Regions from separate parts of the Homo sapiens genome. Here region 1 is linked to region 2. Evidence: read pairs that join two places in POLR2A ChIA-PET (ENCODE). Cell type or tissue: GM12878. All regions are shown on one strand. Links, peaks and the distances in the headings refer to the core of each region. The heading gives the core; the rest is flanking DNA. Region 1 overlaps CD4 (CD4 molecule). Region 2 overlaps PLEKHG6 (pleckstrin homology and RhoGEF domain containing G6).

The links. Peaks named below come from ENCODE experiments on the same cell type or tissue, not always from the same donor. Only the 100,000 strongest peaks of a DNase experiment are listed, where the experiment ranks them.
Region 1: POLR2A ChIA-PET joins it to region 2 with 6 read pairs; 2 of 35 experiments call an interaction of 5 or more read pairs at or near these places.

Annotation. Positions count from the first base shown.
Region 1 is chr12:6,808,567-6,818,402 of GRCh38, forward strand. It overlaps CD4 (CD4 molecule), which reads left to right. Exons shown (of 10, transcript NM_000616.5): 4 at 5,576-5,734; 5 at 6,193-6,426; 6 at 7,490-7,837; 7 at 8,564-8,764. Among named protein-coding and RNA genes, the nearest start is that of GPR162, 8.3 kb to the right of the region's middle. In GM12878, for the core only: no CTCF peak of the experiment used is centred there; no DNase peak of the experiment used is centred there; H3K27me3 peaks cover 203 bases.
Region 2 is chr12:6,322,650-6,332,485 of GRCh38, forward strand. It overlaps PLEKHG6 (pleckstrin homology and RhoGEF domain containing G6), which reads left to right. Exons shown (of 16, transcript NM_001384598.1): 14 at 3,779-3,924; 15 at 4,605-5,297; 16 at 5,487-5,857. The coding sequence ends at 5,496. TNFRSF1A (TNF receptor superfamily member 1A) reads right to left here. Exons shown (of 10, transcript NM_001065.4): 6 at 8,204-8,277; 7 at 7,949-8,062; 8 at 7,618-7,646; 9 at 7,129-7,417; 10 at 6,122-6,973. The coding sequence ends at 6,663. Among named protein-coding and RNA genes, the nearest start is that of TNFRSF1A, 15 kb to the right of the region's middle. RefSeq lists enhancers at 283-824, 713-782, 833-922, 1,366-1,907, 7,589-7,718 and 1 more. In GM12878, for the core only: no CTCF peak of the experiment used is centred there; a DNase peak (open chromatin) is centred at 7,722; H3K27ac peaks cover 1,082 bases.

The DNA.
Region 1 (9,836 bases), core at 2,786-6,785, 480 kb after region 2:
GCTTACTTCTGTAAGTAAAGATTATCTTAAGACAACTTAGAAATGTATATTATTAGTATTTTCTATTTCATTGTAAGTTATTTGTAAATATTGGTTTTGGTGCTAACCTAGAATTCCATCAAATTAATTGTCCCCTAATATATGGCCATTATCATTTTGTCTAACATTGTATCCTATTAACAATGCTGTAAGTATTATTTTTGTAGCTAAATTATGGTTTGCATTTTAAAATTATTGTTTTAAGGATAAAGTTCCAGAAATGAAATTAAGGATATGAACTTTTTGAGCACATCTTGTCAGCACTGAGTAGTATTATTTAAAACTTTTGGGGGGGGCAATTTTATAATTGAAAAATATATCATTGTTTTAATTTGCATTTCTTTCACTGCCTATGAGATTAAAACAATGCACTACTTTCCAAAAATTCTTAAGTCTTTTGTGTTGATGCTTTTGTTCTGTTTCTATGGATCTCATCTTCCTTCAGAACAGCTCCCCTTCCCAACTTCCTGATTTCTAACAATAACAGTATCACCCTCCTTGTTCTCCCAATTTCTGAAACACAGAGTCATGTTTTTTTCTCTGCTTCAATCCCTGGTTTCCTATCGTCATCAATTATGACCTTTCCTTGCTTTGAAAGTGTTTTGGGCCGGGCATGATGTCTGCCACCTATTGTAATCCTAGCACTTTGGGAGGCTGAGGCGGCTGGATGACTTGACCTGAGGATTTCGAGACCAGCCTGGGCAACAGGGCGAAACCTCGTCTCTACAAAAAATACAAAAGTTAGTCGGGAGTGGTGGCACATGCTTGTAGTCCCAGTTACTTGGGGGGCTGAGGTGGCAGGATCTCTTGAGCCCACGAGGTAGATGTTGCAGTGAGCCGTGATTGCGCCACTGCACCCCAGCCTAGGTGACAGAGTGAGACCCTGTCTCAAAAAAAAAAAAATGTTCTAGTTTCTTCCTCTTCTTTGTTCCCATGGGAATGCCACCATCACCAGCCAAGGCTCACATACCTCCCACCTGGATTACAGTGAGCTTCCAGGTAATTTGGTCTGCTACTAGTCTCGCCTACTTGGATTTCCCTTCCCCCTGCTGCAGCATTGCCTTCCAAAGCCATGCTTTGCACATGCCACATCCTAGCCCATTAGACTAAGCCTAGAAGCCTCTGCAGGACGTTCACCCTCTCAGCGCCACTGCTCAGTTTCCCAGTGGAAACCTCTGCACCCAGGAGGTTTCCCCACAGCTTGCCTGTGCTGCCTCTCTGGAGCTTTTCTCCCTTCCTGTAATGTCCTTGCTGCTCCCCGTCTCTAGTCCATTGCCTATACCTCTTTTTTTTTTTTTTTTTGAGATGGAGTCTCTCTCTCTCATCCAGGCTGGAGTGCAGTGGCGCGATCTCGGCTCACTGCAACCTTTGTCTCCTGGGTTCAAGGGATTCTCCTGCCTCAGCCTCCCGAGTAACTGGGATTACAGGCGTGCACCACCATTCCTGGCTAATTTTTGTATTTTTAGTAAAGACTGGGTTTCACCATGTTGGCCAGGCTGGTCTTGAACTCCTGCCCTCAGGTGATCCACCTGCCTCGGCCTCCCAGAGTGCTGGGATTACAGGCGTGAGCCACCGCACCTGCCACAGGCCCATACCTCTTTTAAGTCTTCATTCAATACCAGTTGTCCCATGAATTTGTCCCAGACTCACTCATATGCTTAGACCTTTCATATTATCTTGCCATAGCTTTTTCAAAGTATGGGACAGCATGGACAAGCAGGCCATGGTTTTCTTTTGAAGAGAAGCAAGGAGGCAGAGTTATTTTAGGAGGAGGGTTATACATTTCATTTTGAACCAATTGCGTTTGGGGTGATGGCAGGATATTAACATAAACTTATTTCTTGGACCATTGGAAATGTGTGCCTAGAACTGAGGAGAGAGGTCAGGGCTGGCAGTAACAACTTGGCCACAATCTGCAGAGCTGACTGGGGATGAGGTGGAATTTAGAATGTCTGTAGAAACGGGGAAGAGAACCAAAGACAGAGTCTGGGACAACACCTAAATGTAGATGTCAGAGCAAGAGTTCAAGACGAAGAAAAACGAATCATACTTAGAAATGGAGGGGAGGAACAAAAGAGGCGGAGCAAAGTGGGGCAGAACCAGAGTAGGCCACGCTTTTAAGAAGTTTGGTAAAGGAACTGTGAAAGGAATGTAGTTGAATTTCAGGGTAAGCTGGGGAATTAAAGCAGTGTGTAGATCCAGGGCAAACAGCAAGTAGGGCAGGAACCACTGAAGGAACAAATAAAGGGGGAGGTTGGGTCCAGGTTGTCTTGAGTAGGGAAGTTTTTTTAAAAAGTGTGAAACTGAAGGTGTGGGGTGGATTGGGTGCCTGCCGTGCTCTGAGGAAGCTTGGGGCAACTGTGTGCTGAGGCTGTGAGGTTGTCTGGAAGGGGCTCCTGGACAGTAAGAGCTGAGCAGTGGGGAAGAGGACTGTGTGGTCTGGAAGAGGAGAGAAAGGAGAGTGAGTGACTGAACTGGTATCCAGGCTCCCACACCAAGGCAGAAAGAGGGAGAGGACCTGGGCATCTCAGGGAGGCAGAGGCAGTACCAAGCAGGGTGAGAGGCTTTAGTCTTAGCCACCTTTGCCCCATTCCTCCAAATATACATTCTAAGTAAAAACAAAACAAAACAGAACTGTTTGCTATGTAAATTTAGCTTCTAAAGCCCTGTTCTACAGAGATTTTGGAGCTTCCACTGCACCCAGAAAATGCACAGCTAAAGAGAAAACTTCCCTTGGTGATGGTTATTAGATTTTACAAGAAGAGGCCAAAGGAGACACATACTTATGCCAGAAGAACTTTCCAGAGATAGCATTGCATAGCGAAATAGCCTGAATTATTTTTATTTTTTAAAACATTTTTTCTTTTCTTTTTTCTTTTCTTTTTCTTTTTTTTTTTTTTTTTTTGAGACAGAGTCTCACTCTGTCACCCAGGCTGGAGTGCAGTGGCGTGATCTTGGCTCACTGCAATCTCCACCTCCCGGGTTCAAGCCATTCTCCTCCCTCAGCCTCCCAAGTAGCTGGGATTACAGGCATGCGTCACTATGCTCTGGCTAATTTTTTTTTTCTTTTTTTTTTTGGTATTTTTAGTAGAGATGGGGTTTCACCATGTTGGCCAGGCTGGTCTTGAACTCCTGACCTCAAGTGATCCACCGCCTTGGCCTCCCAAAGTGCTGGGATTTCAGGCGTGAGCCACCGCACCCGGCCAAAAATTTCTTTTCTTTAAGATGAGGCCTCACTCTGTTGCCCAGGCTGGAGTGCAGTGTTACAATCATAGCTCACTGTAACTTTGAACTCCTGGGCTCAAGTGATCCTCCTGCTTCAGCCTCTCAAGTAGCTGGGATTACAGGCATGTGCCACCACACCCAGCTAATTTTTTTTAAAATAATTTTTTTTAGAGACGAGGGTCTCGATTGGCTGCCTAGGTTGGTCCCAGACTCCTGACGGGCTGCATTTTAATCCTAGCTCCACCACTTACGGGAGTCAAAATTCAAAAGATAGAAAAGGGCATATAGGCTGGGTGCAGTGGCTCACACCTGCAATCCCAGCAATTTGGGAGGCTGAGGTGGGCGGGTTGCTTGAGGTCAGGAGTTCGAGATCAGCCTGGGCAACATGGCAAAACTTGTATCTACTAAAAATACAAAAATTAGCCAGATGTGGTGGTGTACACCTGTAATCCCAGCTACTCCGAAGGCTGAGGCAAGAGAATCCCTTGAACTCAGGAGGCAGAGGTTACAATGAGCAGAGATCGAACACTCGACTCCATAAAAACAAACAAACAAAAAAAGAAAGCAGGCTGGGTGTGGTGGCTCACGCCTGTAACCCCAGCACTTCGGGAGGCCAAGGCGAGCGGATCACCTGAGGTTGGGCATTCGAGACCAGCCTGACCAACAAGGAGAAACCCTGTCTCTACTGAAAATACAAAATTAGCCGGGCTTGGTTGCGCATGCCTGTAATCTCAGCTACTCGGGAGGCAGAGGCAAGATAATTGCTTGAACCCGGGAGGCGGAGGTTGCGGTGAGCCAAGATCATGCCATTGCACTCCAACCTGGGCAACAATAGCGAAACTCCATCTCAAAAAAAAAAAAGCAAAGGGCATATAGTGAAAAGCTTTCTTCCTACACATGAGTATTCACTTCCTCTTCCTAGAGGCAACCAAGGTTATTTTTGTGTGTGTGTGTGTGTGTGTGTGTGTGTGTGTGTGTTTTGGGACAGTCTCACTCTCTCACCAAGGCTGGAATGCAGTGGTGCGATCTCACTGCAAACTCTGCCTCCCAGTCTCAAGCGATCTTGTGCCTCAGCCTCCCAGTTTTTTTTTCTTTTAAATGGGGTCTCATTCTGTCGCCCAGGGTGGAGTGCAGTGGCATGATCATAGCTCACTGCAGCCTCGACCTCCTGGGTCAGGTTATCCTCCCACCTCAGCCTCCGGCATAGCTGGGGCTACTGGCATGCACCACCACACTCAGTTAATTTTTTTTCTTTTTTGAGACAGAGTCTCACTCTGTCACCTAGACTGGAGTGCAGTGGTGCCATCTCATTTGTTTCACTGCAACCTTTGACTTCTGGGCTCAAGTGATTCTCCCACCTCAGCCTCCCAAGGCGGCTAATTAAAAAAAATTTTTTTTTTTTTTTTTTTAGAGATGGGGTTTCGCCATGTTGCCCAGGCTGATCTCGAACTCCTGGGCACAAACAATCTTTCCACCTCGATCTTTCAAAGAGCTGGGATGAGAGATTTCCACCATGCCTGGCCTCATTTTCTTTTTTAATTTTTTTTTAGACATTATAGCTCTTTTTAATGGCCTCATTTTCTTATGTTTAATTCGAGAATTATTCTTTTCATATACAAAGAATATATTTTCTCCACCTTTAAAAACAAATAGTAGACTGTTTAACATCTCGCTTTATTCAGTTAGTGATGTTTCTTAGATACGGGTCCAAATTAGTACACAAAGCACTTCCTCATTCCTCTCTTACGGCTGCATAGCAGTCCACTGAATGGGTGAGCTATGATCTATTTAACCTATTCTTTATTGATGGACATTTGGTTTTGTATATACATTTGTAATTCTGTATAGATTACAAATCACCATCCAAAGAAATTGTACTGGTTTATTCTCCTACAATGTGTGAGAGTTGGGTAATTACTTAATCTCAATATGTGAGAGTTTAGGCAGTTACCTAATCTCTCTGAGTCTCAGTTTCTCTATCTGCAAAATAAACAAAACAGTGTTGACAGTATCTATTTCTCGGAATTATTGTGGAGATTACTGAGATGATGCCTGTAAAGTATTTGGCATGTAGGAGTTGGTGCTCTCCAAATAAGGATATGATTTTATTTGTATTTGTGAGCTACTGTCCCAGCCAGGTAAATGGATATGATGAGACCTCCTTGCCAGACCGGGTTTCTCTGATTAGAACGAGGAGCAGATGTTGCAGGAAATTAGCAACTGATATCAGAAGAGCCGTGGGCATTCTCTTGCCAGAGGTGCCCTGTCTCCAGGGCGCCTCAGTCCCCCCCCATATGTCTTCTGCTCCCAGGTCCATCCAAGCTGAATGATCGCGCTGACTCAAGAAGAAGCCTTTGGGACCAAGGAAACTTTCCCCTGATCATCAAGAATCTTAAGATAGAAGACTCAGATACTTACATCTGTGAAGTGGAGGACCAGAAGGAGGAGGTGCAATTGCTAGTGTTCGGATGTGAGTGGGGCAGGTGGGGATGAGGATACCTCCTGCCTGGTTCCCTTCCCCACTACTCCCACCCCTGCACCAAATCCAGCCTGAGCTGGTGATACCGCAGCAGCCCCAAGAGGACCAGGCTGTCAAACTGGCCTCCAAATGTCTTAAAACCCTTCTTGATCAGGTGAGGGATGCTGGTGGGCGGAGGAGGGAAGAGGCCTTGGGAAAAGGAAAGAAAAGGGAAGGAGGCAAGGGAAGGAGGGAGAGAGACTGGGGAAGAGAGGATGAGGGGAGAGGAGGAAAGAAGAGAGAGAGGAGGGGAGAGGGAAACCCTATCTTGGCTGGGGGTGCGCAGCTGGGTGCTGGGAGGAAGGAGATGTTGGGACGGCGATAATGGAGAGATGTTGTTGGTTTCCTGTTGTCTGCCCTTCTCCTTGGGGATGGTATGTGTGTGACACAGCTGGCCTTTCCCTCCACAGTGACTGCCAACTCTGACACCCACCTGCTTCAGGGGCAGAGCCTGACCCTGACCTTGGAGAGCCCCCCTGGTAGTAGCCCCTCAGTGCAATGTAGGAGTCCAAGGGGTAAAAACATACAGGGGGGGAAGACCCTCTCCGTGTCTCAGCTGGAGCTCCAGGATAGTGGCACCTGGACATGCACTGTCTTGCAGAACCAGAAGAAGGTGGAGTTCAAAATAGACATCGTGGTGCTAGGTAAGGGAAGCCCCTCTTCGCGCAGTCTCCTCCCTGCCCCAGGGGCTGACAGCCCCTCCCTCTGCTCTGACTGCCCTGTTTCTGGTTCTGGTGCTGGGAGGTCAGGAGTGGAGAAGACTAGGTCCCCTAGAGCTGAGGCCTGTCTTGAAGGACTCACTGGGGCCCTCATCCTCAGGGGGCTGATTGGCAGCCACCCCTCAGTGTGGTGGACATGGAGAAAGGAAAGGCTGGGGAAGGTAAGGATGCTAGAGGCCCGAGTCTCCTTTGGAGGCCCCAAAGGAGGAATGTCAGGGAGCTTACTTTCTTTGTTGCCTCAGCTCCACACCCCTACCAAGTTGGCAAATCCACTTACTCAGGGACACTAACACCAGTAAGCCAACCCTGATGATGTTCTATGTTGTACCTCTGGACCTCTAAGCCAGGCCACTGTGGGGAGACCAAGGTCCTACCCCAGATCCTGTCCCCTGGGTGCTTATGTGACTTAAGGTAGACATAAGGTAGTGTGCCAGTTTAGTGCATGTACGCTGATTGAAATCCTGGTTCTGCCACAACCATGTGACCTTGGGTGAGTTACTAAACCTCTCTGCACCTTGGTTTCAGCCTCTGTGAAATGGGGATGATGTTAACTGCCATAGTGACTACCTCGTATTAAGTTGAGGACTGATATACGTAAGGCACTGAAAATGGTGCCTGGCACAGAGTAAGCCCTAGTTAAGTGTTCGCTGTTATTTTGTGAAGGGTGATGAATACGCCTCTAAGGAGTGGAGGCCAAATGGCTTCTGTGGTCCAGGAATCCTAAGGACAGCAAGGATCCCCTGTGGCTGGGCTGCTCTGTGATGGCTTCCGGGAGGAGGGAGGTGGCCTGCTGTAGGAAAATGCTGGGTGGAAGAAGGGAGAGAAGGCTGGAGAGGTAGGAAGGAACTGAAGTATCTGAAGTGACAAGGTGGGTGTCTGGACTCGTCGGGTCCCCTTCCATCTCCCTGCTGCCTCCACATGCCAACCCCACTCGTGCACCCTCATCTTCCTATCTCCTCACCCAGGGTCTCTCCCTTCCCACCTCCAGCTTTCCAGAAGGCCTCCAGCATAGTCTATAAGAAAGAGGGGGAACAGGTGGAGTTCTCCTTCCCACTCGCCTTTACAGTTGAAAAGCTGACGGGCAGTGGCGAGCTGTGGTGGCAGGCGGAGAGGGCTTCCTCCTCCAAGTCTTGGATCACCTTTGACCTGAAGAACAAGGAAGTGTCTGTAAAACGGGTTACCCAGGACCCTAAGCTCCAGATGGGCAAGAAGCTCCCGCTCCACCTCACCCTGCCCCAGGCCTTGCCTCAGTATGCTGGCTCTGGAAACCTCACCCTGGCCCTTGAAGCGAAAACAGGAAAGTTGCATCAGGAAGTGAACCTGGTGGTGATGAGAGGTGAGGGGCCAGGCCAGGGAGGGGTGGGCAGGGGAAGGAGTTGGAGGGGCCTGGCCCAGGGCTCCCTCTGAGGCAAGCCAGGCCCCAAGAGGGGATGCCTAGGCCCTGGTCACCTGGATGAAGTGAGGGAGGGCCCTCTGGGTTTGGGGCTGGTTTTGAACTGAGACATCCATGAGCCAGCCTGGGGCTGGCTTCACTGAAGATCCCCAAAGCACTTGGGCTAAGAACCAGGGTTCCAGTTCTTCCTATAACCAACCCTCTGTGACCCTGGCTAAGCCCCCTCCCACTGCAGGCCTGCTTCCTGACCTGTCTAATAAGGATAATGAAATCTGCTCTCTGTGTGATAGTAATGATGATAATGTCAAGCTCCAAATTGAGTTTCTGGCTTCCTTATCTCCTTATCATCATAACGACTCTGCAAATAGTAATGGCTAACACTTGATGCTCAGCACGTGTCGGGCCCCATCCAAACACTTTACATGTATGCCTGCCTTTAGTACTATCTGGGTGCAGGTTGTTAAGTCACTTGCCCAGAGACACACAGCTGCTAAGCAGTGGAGCTGGGATTCAAATCCAATACCACTGGACCCCAAACGCTGTTTTTCCTCGTAGGACTGCATGAAAACCTGCTCTAAAAGGCTAAAAGAAGGTCACCCATATAGAGTATCATTTTAATTGTTCTACTGAATCTCAGGCCTTTGATCTCAGCCTCTCGTTCCTCTGCAGCCACTCAGCTCCAGAAAAATTTGACCTGTGAGGTGTGGGGACCCACCTCCCCTAAGCTGATGCTGAGTTTGAAACTGGAGAACAAGGAGGCAAAGGTCTCGAAGCGGGAGAAGGCGGTGTGGGTGCTGAACCCTGAGGCGGGGATGTGGCAGTGTCTGCTGAGTGACTCGGGACAGGTCCTGCTGGAATCCAACATCAAGGGTAAGGACCCAGGTTCCAAGGCCTCTGCCTCCTGGGCTGCGGGACCTTCCTGTGGTTGGCAGAGACCACCCAGAGTCCCGGCCTCCCAATGCCTGAGTTGGGGGGTTATGGGTATGGTGTCCTCTGTGGTCCCAGGGTGCTTTGGAGGCCCCAAAAGGAGGCATAGAAGTGATGAAGTGAGGTGGGTTGTGGTCCTGGGCTCTAGGCTGCCAGTTGTAATTCTACAAGTTCCCACTCCCTCAGGTCTACAGCCTAGGGATGGGGTCCACCTGACCGAGAGCCCCCCTCCCTGGCTCCTGGCTTTTCTCCAAATCCAGACGCACTTACACACACACTCACACACATACACTCTCACACACATGCACACACTCCCATACACTCTCACACACGCACACACATCACTCACACACTCGCACACACTCATACACACACTACACACACATCCACACTCACACCCACACTCTCACCCCATGTACTCACACCCATGCACTCACACACTGTCACACACTCATACACACACATGTACTCACACATGCATGCACACACACACTTACACATTCACGCACATACTCTCACCCACACACTGTCGTACACGTACACTCACACACTTATACACTCACATCCGCACACGCATTATTCACACATGTGCACACACGCGCGCGCACATGCATGCAGTCACGCACACACATTCATACACGCACACAGGCACACATTCACACACATGCACACACGCACACACATTCACACATGGACTCACACGCGCACACGCGCGCACACACACACATTCACACCATTCACACACGCACACACATGCACACACTCACACATGCACACACACATGCACTCACACACACAGCCCAGGAGCCAGACCACAGCTTCTCTCTCTCCAGAGTGCCCTGGATATGGATATGCCCAAACATAAAACCGATTCCCCAGCACTGGCGGCCTTTGAGAGCCCCCAGGCACCCCTCCCCTCTCCCCCAACCCCAGGGTCAAACCAGAGACTGGCCAGGAGGGATTGCAGGGCAGTCCTCAGTCCCCTGGCCCGTGGAGGAGGGCGGTGCATTGAGCA
Region 2 (9,836 bases), core at 5,244-9,243:
CAGGCAGATGGCTTGAGACCAGAAGTTCAAGACCCAGCCTGGCCAACATGGCAAAACCCCATCTTTACAAAAAATACAAAAATTAGCTGGGCCTGGTGGCGCATGCCTGTAGTCCCAGCTACTCGGGAGGCTGAGGTGGGAGGATCACTTGAACCCGGGAGATAGAGCCTGCGGTGAGCTATGTTCCCACCACTGCACTACAACCCAGACAACAGGGTGAGACCTTGTCTAAAAAAAAAAAAAGTTAAATAAAACATTTTCCTGAAGGCTAGAGGCTCAAGGGGGAGCCCAGGGACAAAAGCGCAAGCTAGTGGCATCGGTGTCCCTAGAGCCCCAACTCCCCAGGATAGCCAGTGGGGCTGGCAGTGAATGGCAGGCTGCCTTTTTTCCTTCGGAACTGCCACCTCCACCTTCAGAACTTTCTCCTCTTTTTTTTGGTTTTTAGTCACAGAACAACAGCCAGACTCTCACCTTCTCCCTTTCAGAATCCCAAGAGCTACTGAAAATTACGGGTATTTTACTATGCAAAACAACTCAGTCCCCTGGTAGTCTCACTCCAGGCTAACAGGAAAGATCTGTCAAGATCTATAACCAAGATATGCACCAAGGCTCCCTGGCCTTCCTTAGCAAAACAAAGAAAACTGAAACTTTGAAATGACTTTTCCTGCTATTGTCTCACACCAGATTATTAGGGAATCCTCTCTAGAGCCATCAGTCTTTATACACTGAAGAGGGCAGTAGAAACTCTGTTGGTCCCTTTCATAGAGCAATCCCCAGGGGGCAGACTATTGTTTTCTCACCCTGGCAGAAACGTTGACTTGCAGATTTATTCCTAGCGGGTCTAGCTGTGATGACTCACACTTTTAGAGAAAGTAAGCTTCTCCAGGGAGAAGAGACTGAATCTTGGGGAATGCCCAGGGACTGAGAAGAGGAAAAGGAACAGAGACAGGAACAGAAAGAGCCGTCAGAGATGGCGACCAAGAAATTAAAGCAGGGAGACTGAAGGAGGCAGCCGAGGCTAAGAGCCAGGGTCTGAAGGAGAGGCCCGAGCAGCTGTCAGGGAGTTACTTCACCTCTTGGGGAGTTGCAGTGCACGCAGGACAGACAGTCCGCAAGTGGCCAGGCACAAGGCCCAGCACTGTATGGGCACTCCATAAATGTTTGCCGTTGTCATCATTAGAAGAAAGGGGTGGTCTTTGGGGCCTGGGTAGGGCCTGCTGCTGACTGGGGAAACGCATCCGCATCTGTTGCTCAGGAAGTCAGTGGGCACGTTTCAGAGTTCGGTTTTAGTCCGGCACTGGGGAGTTCTGGGAGGAGAGTGGGTGAATCTAGGAGCCACCCCAGAGACAGCAGGGAAAGGAGGCATTTCCTCTCCATGGGTACAAAGGAAGAAGAATCCTGCTAGGGGCCCTCCCTTCCTCTTCTCAGTTTTGTAGGGGGGTCACATTCTGGCTTAAGCGCCAATTTCCTTTTCCTTTCCCGTCCCCTCTGCCCCCATGTGTCTCTCCTCTTAACCAAGCCGAGAAAATTCTCCCAGGGTTGCTGGAGAGGCTTTGGGCTCGCTGGGAGGCACCTCCAAGAGCCCCATCCCGCCCATTCCCCCGACCCCCTACCCCGTACTCGGGGCTCCCCCTCGCCCCCCTCCCCCCCCCGCCGCCTCCTCCAGCCTCTTCCTGGGGTCGGGCAAGGGGCAAGTTTAGCAGAGATGATGGCATTGAACGTCCCTTACAGAAACCCTGCTTCCTTCCAGTTCTTCTTTCCCGTAACATCCCTTCCTTGGCACCCGAAACACAAACCTGAATTTGGGTCCTGTGGGGCAAAAGGGCACCCCAGCAGGACAAGCAGATCGGCCCAGCGCCTCCACCCTCTCTTTTCTCACTTCTTCCCTCCCTTCACATGGAGTTGGGAGATGAGGCCTGGGAAAGAGGGAGTCCTGCCCCAGGTCCCGGCCCTGGCAGGTTTCCTACCCCCAGGTACCCTCCCCTGCTCCGGCCAACAGACCACATCTTATGAGAATGCTGTCAGCCTTGGGAATAAGTGACTGGAGAGCCAGAAAAAGCAGAATGGGAACTATAAGCCTGGTGTCATTTTCCTATCCCTGTTCATCCATTTCGTCTCTTGTCCTGACCCAGCTGCTCCCCGGGTTTCTTGAGAGGCTTTGGGAAAGTCCAGGTGCCCAGGAGTTGCTGGCTCATATACTTCAAGCTGGGGAGATAGTGGAAATATTTAACAATTAGTATAGCATGGGCATCAACCAATCAGAAAGGAGCGCTGCACTAGAGGTCCTCTGCTGTGCCAGAGGTTATCTCCCTTAGTTGCTAGATCATGGGGATGGGGGAAGTGGTTGAGGCCCAGGCAGCAGCCATTCCCTTACCAGCATGGAAGACTTCAATATTTTAACAAGGATATGGCCATACCAGCAAGTCCTGATATCAGTGCTGCCCACAGCAGCCACCAGTACCTCCCTTTTGCCAAGGCTTGCCTCCGCCTCCAACCTCAGCTCTGCCACCTTCTCTTCCCTCTCCCTCCCCCTCCCCCTCCCCAAGCCAACAACCGACCTTCTGTAACTCTTTACCCTTCAAGGCTGTCCTTGAAAGTGTTGCAGTGACTGAACTAGGACTCAAAGAGCAAGGCCCTGTCCCAGCTCTGCTTCTCCATACCTGTGGCACCTTGAGCAAGTCACTTCACCTCTCTAGGTCTAGGTTTCTTGTCTGTAAAATGGGCTAACATTCATGTTCTCCACACCACAGGGCAATGATGTGTATCAAATGACCACATGTGCAAAAGTGCTTTGAAAATTTTTTCTCAGGTGGCGCTATTTCCTTTTGATGGTACCTGTATGAAATCGCTGAGGGAGGGAGAAGGCAGATAATATAATGCGTCCTCTCCTCAGCCTTCTAGGAACTTTCCTCCCTCTGAAGGACAGCAGAGTCCTCAGCCTGGGACAAAGCCCACCTCTGCCCACGTTCTGCCCTCCTGCTCCTCCCAGCTTCAGGGCAGAGGCCCAGGTGGTAGGAGAGGGATGCTCTTGAAGGAGCAACCAGTACCAATTCAGAACACTTATTCTACCATCACCACCAACCAGGGAGGGCTTCCTGAAGGAGGGGGAAGACCTGATAACAGGTCTGCCAATGGGACATGAGAAGCAGGAAGACCTGTACAGGTAGGAAAAGGGCCATTCTGTTCACCCCACTCACCCCCAACACTAGCTCCAGAGTTTGGTGCCACCAAATCCCGGCACCACCCCACTTTCTTATGGTAAGAAGTACCCCCTCAGACAGTTACTTAACCTTAGAGTCTCCATGTCTCAGTAGTAAGGTGGGGTAAAAATATCTGGTTCATGGGGTTTTTGTAAAGATTAAATAAGGTAATGTAGGCCGGGCACGGTGGCTTACACGTCTAATTCCAGCACTTTGGGAGGCCAAGGGGGGTGGATCACAAGGTCAGGAGTTTGAGACCAGCCTGGCCAAGATGGTGAAACCCCATCTCTACTAAAAATACAAAAATTAGCCGGGCACGTTGGCGGGCGCCTGTAATCCCAGCTACTAAGGAGGCTGAGGCAGGAGAATCGCTTGAACCCAGGAGGTGGAGGTTGCAGTGAGCCAAGATTGTGGCACTGCACTCTAGTCTGGGTGACAGAGCAAGACTCAGTCTCAAAAAATAATAATAATAATAAAATAAAATAAGGTAATATATGTAACGCACTTAGCAGGGTGCCTGGCAAACAGCAAGTGCTCAATAAATGAGAGCTCTTAATAACGAAAGTGTCCTGTCCCAGGCCGCCCTACAGAAGCTGAAGGCAGAGGAGTATGTTCAACAGAAGAGGGAGCTCCTGACCCTCTATCGGGACCAGGACAGGGAGTCCCCCAGCACCAGGCCCTCCACGCCTTCCCTGGAGGGCTCTCAGAGCAGCGCAGAGGGGAGGTAAGGCTCACACGGACTACAAGGTCTCCCCGAGCAGGAGGAGGGAGCCATAAGGCTGAGAAATGGCATTACTGCACATTTTTGGTGGAATTGGGAATAGATAGAGGAACGCAGGCGTAGGGCAGGGTAGGGAAGCTCGGTACCAGCTGTGTTGGGTCGGAAGGTTGGTACCAGCCGTGTTGGGTTGGAGGTGGGGGATAGGGCACAGACAGCCTACAGAGTTAGCCTGCCTAGAGTCACACAGGAGCACTGTGAGAGGAGCAAGCTCGAGAGTGAAGGTAGGTGTGGATCTGCAGAATATTAGAGCTGCCAAATCCCCGGGGAGTGTGAGGTTCGTCTAGGATAGCACCACTGCTTGGCAGCAGCTTAAGGAGAAAAGAAGAATCGATCATTGAGGATAATATCAGGTAAGTTCAGGAACCACTCAGCAAAAACCTGACTACCCACTCGATACAAGATCCTGGACCAGATGCTATGGATAAAACAGTATAGAGGCAGCCCGTACTCTCTTAGGAGCTTAAAATCTAGCCAGCCAGATGAGAAAAACAATCACAGTGCGATGGAAAGATGATACCAAAATAAGTTTGGAGGAGGGGCCATTTCTGGATGTAGTGATCAAGGGAAACTCCCTGGACTTGAACTTGACCCCTACGCATCTGACTCTTTGCCATTAACTGTAGGACTCCTGAGTTCTCGACCATTATCCCCCACCTGGTGGTGACAGAAGACACAGATGAAGATGCTCCCCTTGTGCCAGATGATACCTCAGACTCTGGCTACGGCACTTTGATCCCAGGCACCCCCACGGGGTCCCGCTCCCCACTGAGCCGTCTACGCCAAAGAGCCCTTCGGCGGGACCCTCGCCTCACCTTCTCCACCCTGGAACTCCGGGACATCCCTCTGCGTCCCCACCCTCCCGACCCCCAAGCTCCTCAACGCCGAAGCGCCCCCGAACTGCCGGAAGGAATCCTAAAAGGAGGCAGTCTTCCCCAGGAAGACCCACCAACCTGGTCTGAGGAAGAAGATGGGGCCTCCGAGCGAGGGAATGTGGTGGTGGAAACACTCCACAGGGCCCGGCTTCGGGGCCAGCTTCCCTCCTCCCCAACCCATGCTGACTCTGCCGGGGAAAGCCCCTGGGAGTCCTCAGGGGAGGAGGAAGAAGAGGGGCCTCTGTTCCTGAAAGCTGGCCACACATCCCTGCGCCCAATGCGGGCTGAGGACATGCTCAGAGAGATCCGGGAGGAGCTGGCCAGCCAAAGGATTGAGGGGGCCGAGGAGCCCCGGGACAGCAGGCCACGGAAGCTGACTCGGGCCCAGCTGCAGAGGATGCGGGGGCCCCACATCATTCAGCTGGACACCCCTCTGTCCGCATCGTAAGTGCTGGAGGGAAGCTGGCCTGGGAGGGGGCAGACGGGGATGTCTGTATGGTGGTGGGGTGTAGTATAGAAAGAGGGCAAAGCAGGAACAGGGGCTGAGGCAGGAAGGGCTCTCCGCCTCACTCTTCACCTGACCCTCACCCGTTGCCACTGAATGTCGCCTAACACCCCCTCCTGTCTTTTCAGAGAGGTATGAGGAATGCAGAGGACCTTTGGCATGCATCTCTCCCAGAGGAGATCTCTCCCCAGTAGTGCTGGTCACCCTCCGGCATCTGTGACTCTACCTCAAGGACCACATTTCCCAAAGGAAGCCTGGCCCAGGCACCCTGCCTCCTGCTCTGTTTGGGGATCAAGAACTGTAAATTTATGTATCATAGGTGCACCTGAGCCCCACAGAAAGTTGTGCATAAAAATGACTGCCCTGGCTGGGCATGGCTGCCTGTAATCCCAGCACTTTGGGAGGCTGAGGTGGGAGGATCCCTTGAGCCCAGGAGTTCCAGACCAGCCTGGGCAATATAGGGAAACCCTGTCTTTACAAAAAAAAATTTTAAAAATTACCCAGGTGTGGTGGTGTGCCTGTGTCCGGAGGCTGAGGCGGGAGGACCCCATGAGCCCAAGGGTTGGAGGCTGCAGTGAGCGCACTCCAGCTTGGGCAACAGATGACGGTGTTCAGAACAAGAACCTGCTACTCCTCTGTCACTTGGCGTGATGGTGATGGGCTACCTGGCCCTAGTGCAGGGCTTTTCCCATCTCACCCCTCAGGATCTGGGCCTCTGCCCCCACCTCCCATCCCGACAGACCACTGTCTCCAAGAGCAGAGCTTTAACTTCAGAATTTTAGTGTATGTACAAAAGTCCACAGCTCCAGCTGAAGGCCCCATTGTTCCGTGCTCGCCCCTGCCTTAGGACAGTTCAGCTTGCTATGTGCTTGTCCAGGCAGAGGGCACAGGAGTGCCAAGTTTCTATTAGTGTAACATGATTGATTTAAAAACAAAACAAAACAAAACAAAAACAAAAAAAACTGCTTATGCACTGTGAAAAAGGCTCAGGGACGAACCAGGGGCCCCCGAGCAGCCTTGCTGGTGAGGACACCCAAAACGGGCATGAGGCATAGCGTCCCTCATCCTCGCAAACCACCCACTCAGGCTCTTGAGCCCACGGCGCACCTCTCTCCGCGCGCACAGCGCTGACTGTCGGCGGCGCGCAGGCAGCTGAGAAAAGCTATGTACATCGAGGGGTTAGCACCAAGTAGGCGGCTGCTAGCTCCTGCTTGCCCCTGCAGGACCCCTCCTTTCCAGAAAAAAGTGGGGTTGGAAGGCGATCTCGCAGGACGGTCCTTAGAGCTGCCCGCAGGGGCGCAGCCTCATCTGAGAAGACTGGGCGCGGGCGGGAGGGCGGCGGGGCCGCAAAGCGCCTCCTCGATGTCCTCCAGGCAGCCCAGCAGGTCCATGTCGCGGAGCACGCGTCCCAGCAGCTCCAGCGTGGCCTCGCGCCGCGGCGTGCGCCGCCTCCAGGTCGCCAGCATGCTGTATTGCGCCTCGCGCAGGCAGCGCCCGTTCTGCAGCTCCAGCCGATCGATCTCGTGGTCGCTCAGCCCTAGGCGCCGCACGAATTCCTTCCAGCGCAACGGGGGCACGTTCTCCACCACGGCGTACAGCGTCGCGGGGTCATCAGCTGCGGGGACGCGGGCCGGTGAGCCTCGGGCGGCAACCCCAGGCCCCGCCCCGCATCCCGCGCCCTCCGCCTCTCGTGGTCCCCTCTGGGAGCGCCTCCCGCGCTCCCCCGGCCCTCCCCCAGCCTCCTCGTCTCCAGCCGCGGGAGAAACTCACTGTCTAGGCTCTGTGGCTTGTGGGCGCTGTCCTCCCACTTCTGAAGGGGGTTGGGGATGGGGTCGGAGGCGAGGGCTGTCGCAAGGATGGGGTCAGCCCCCTGATAGGGTGGTGCCACCTCTCTGCGGGGAGCCGCAAAGTTGGGACAGTCACCGGGGGTATAGGTGGAGCTGGAGGTGAAGGTGGAACTGGGCACGGGACTGAAGCCCAGGGTGGGGGTGAAGCCTGGAGTGGGACTGAAGCTTGGGTTTGGGGCCAGGGGCTTAGTAGTAGTTCCTTCAAGCTCCCCCTGAAAGAGAGAAGGTGGCGCAGCATTAGTGCGGCAGCGAAAACCAGCCCCGGCCCTCTTTATTCTACGTGGGGGTTGGGACTTAGAGGGAATGAGGCGAGCCCCCGGAAAGTGAAGGATGATTCCAGGGGATCTGAGCATTAGGCAATTATAAGGAATGGTCAGGGACATTTGGGAGTAACTCTCTCATTTCATCTCACCTCTTTTTCAGGTGTCGATTTCCCACAAACTGAGGAAAAAGAAAGAAAGCATCATAAATTTCACTTCCTCTCTCAGCCCTGGCACCCTGGACTCAGCTGGCAGTGGGGACTTGTGGTGACATGCCTCAGGGCCTATGTGGCCCCAGGGACGAGAGAGCTACTGATGCAGCTCGACATCTCCCCAGCCATCCAGGGCCACCTTCTGCCCAGAGTCCCCAGCGGTATGAACTGAGGGGACACTCCTCACCTCCCTCCACACATGTCCATCGCACCCACCCATGTCCTCCCTCACCCCCACCAGCTCCCTCTCCCTCCCAAAGCCCCCACTCACCAATGGAGTAGAGCTTGGACTTCCACCGTTGGTAGCGATACATTAAACCAATGAAGAGGAGGGATAAAAGGCAAAGACCAAAGAAAATGACCAGGGGCAACAGCACTGTGGTGCCTGCAGACAAAGCAGGTGTTGGTCAGAGGAGCGGGCAGAGGGGGGCCGCAGGGATAGATGGATGGGTGGGATGGATGGACGGGTGGGGGCAAGAAGAGGGAGAGGGCAGGTGAGCATGGGCACCAGGTCACTTCTCCTCACCTGAGTCCTCAGTGCCCTTAACATTCTCAATCTGGGGTAGGCACAACTTCGTGCACTCCAGGCTTTTCTTACAGCTAAAAGAAGAGACGGCACTGGTGAACAGAGGCCCTACCATTGGAGGAACACAGAAAAACAACCACACAGATTGTTGGACATCCTTTCTTTACAAATATTTTTGCTGTCTCTTGATATAATTTGTTTTGGGAACTGATGCAGAAGAATGAAACACAGTTAATCATAGAATCATTTAATTTTAGAATTGGCAGGGATCTTGAAAAGGCTGTGTAGAAAATGTGAAAAGCAGTCAGGGTCAGGGTGTAAATTCCAGTTCATTCCTTGGCTAGCAGTGTGAATCTAGGCAAGCCATTAACCCCCAAGCCTCGGTTTCCTCATCACCACAGGGATCGCCCACCTCTCAGGATTGAGGATTAAGCAAAATCATTATGCCTCATTTAATAAGTGCTTGAGAAGGTAGCCAGCTAGCTGTTATGGGATTGTTGTTTCATCACTGTTTTGCTGATAAGAATCCTTTGGCAAAGAGAGGTTAAAGGGCTTTTTCTTAAATGACACTGCTAGTTACAGTACCTGACTTCGGGGAGTCGGGGTCAAACATGCATGTGAAAAATTTAAAAACACATGTTACTGGGGCAGCCAGAGAGCACCCTGTAGAACTAGCAGATCTTCCATGTTGGGAGTTGTCACTGGACAGTGTGGAGTGATGGGAACTCTATGGGGTGGTGCTGGAAGGAACTTGAGAGAGTGAGTTCCCAGCAGGAAGCTGAAAGCAGGGAGAGGCACTTTAGCCCACCACTCAAGCTCATGGTGAGAACCACATAGAATGGTATAAAAGTGATTTCAAGAAGAGATGAAGCCGGCTGGGTGCAGTGGCTCACGGCTGTAATCCCAGCACTTTGGGAGGCAGAGGCAGGTGGATCACCAGGAGTTTGAGACCAGCCTGACCAAGATGGTGAAACCCCATCTCTACTAAAAATACAAAAATTAGCCAGGCATGGTGGCACGTGCCTGTAATCCCAGCTACTTGGGAGGCTGAAGCAGGAGAATTGCTTGAATCTGGGAGGCAGAGGTTGCAGTGAGCCGAGATCGCGCCACTGCATTCCAGCCTGGGCGACAGAGCAGGACTCTGTGTCAAAAAAAAAAAAAAAAAAAAAAAAGAAGATTAATGGAAAATAAATAGTTTTGTGTCAGACGTGTTGTAGGTTTTGTTTGTTTCTTTGTTTTTGGTTCTCACAAATTCACCAAATGAATGTCATTATGCTTACTTTAAATATAAGAAATCTAAGGCCCAGGCCAGGCGTGGTGGCTCATGCCCGTAATCCTAGCACTTTGGGAGGCTGAGGCGGAAGATCGCTTGAGCCCAGGAGTCCGAGGCCAGCCTGGGCAATATAGTAGGACCCTGTCTCTACAAAAAGTAAAACATTAGCTGGGTGTAGTGGTGTGTGCCTCTAATCCCAGCTACTCAGGAGGCTAAGGCAAGAGGATGGCTTGAGCCCTGGAGGTGGAGGCTGAGCCACGGTTGCACCACTGCACTCCAGCCTGGGTGACAGAGTGAAACCCTGTCTCAAAAAAAAAAAAAAAAAAAAAACACCAAAAGAAAAGTCAGGCTCAGAGATGT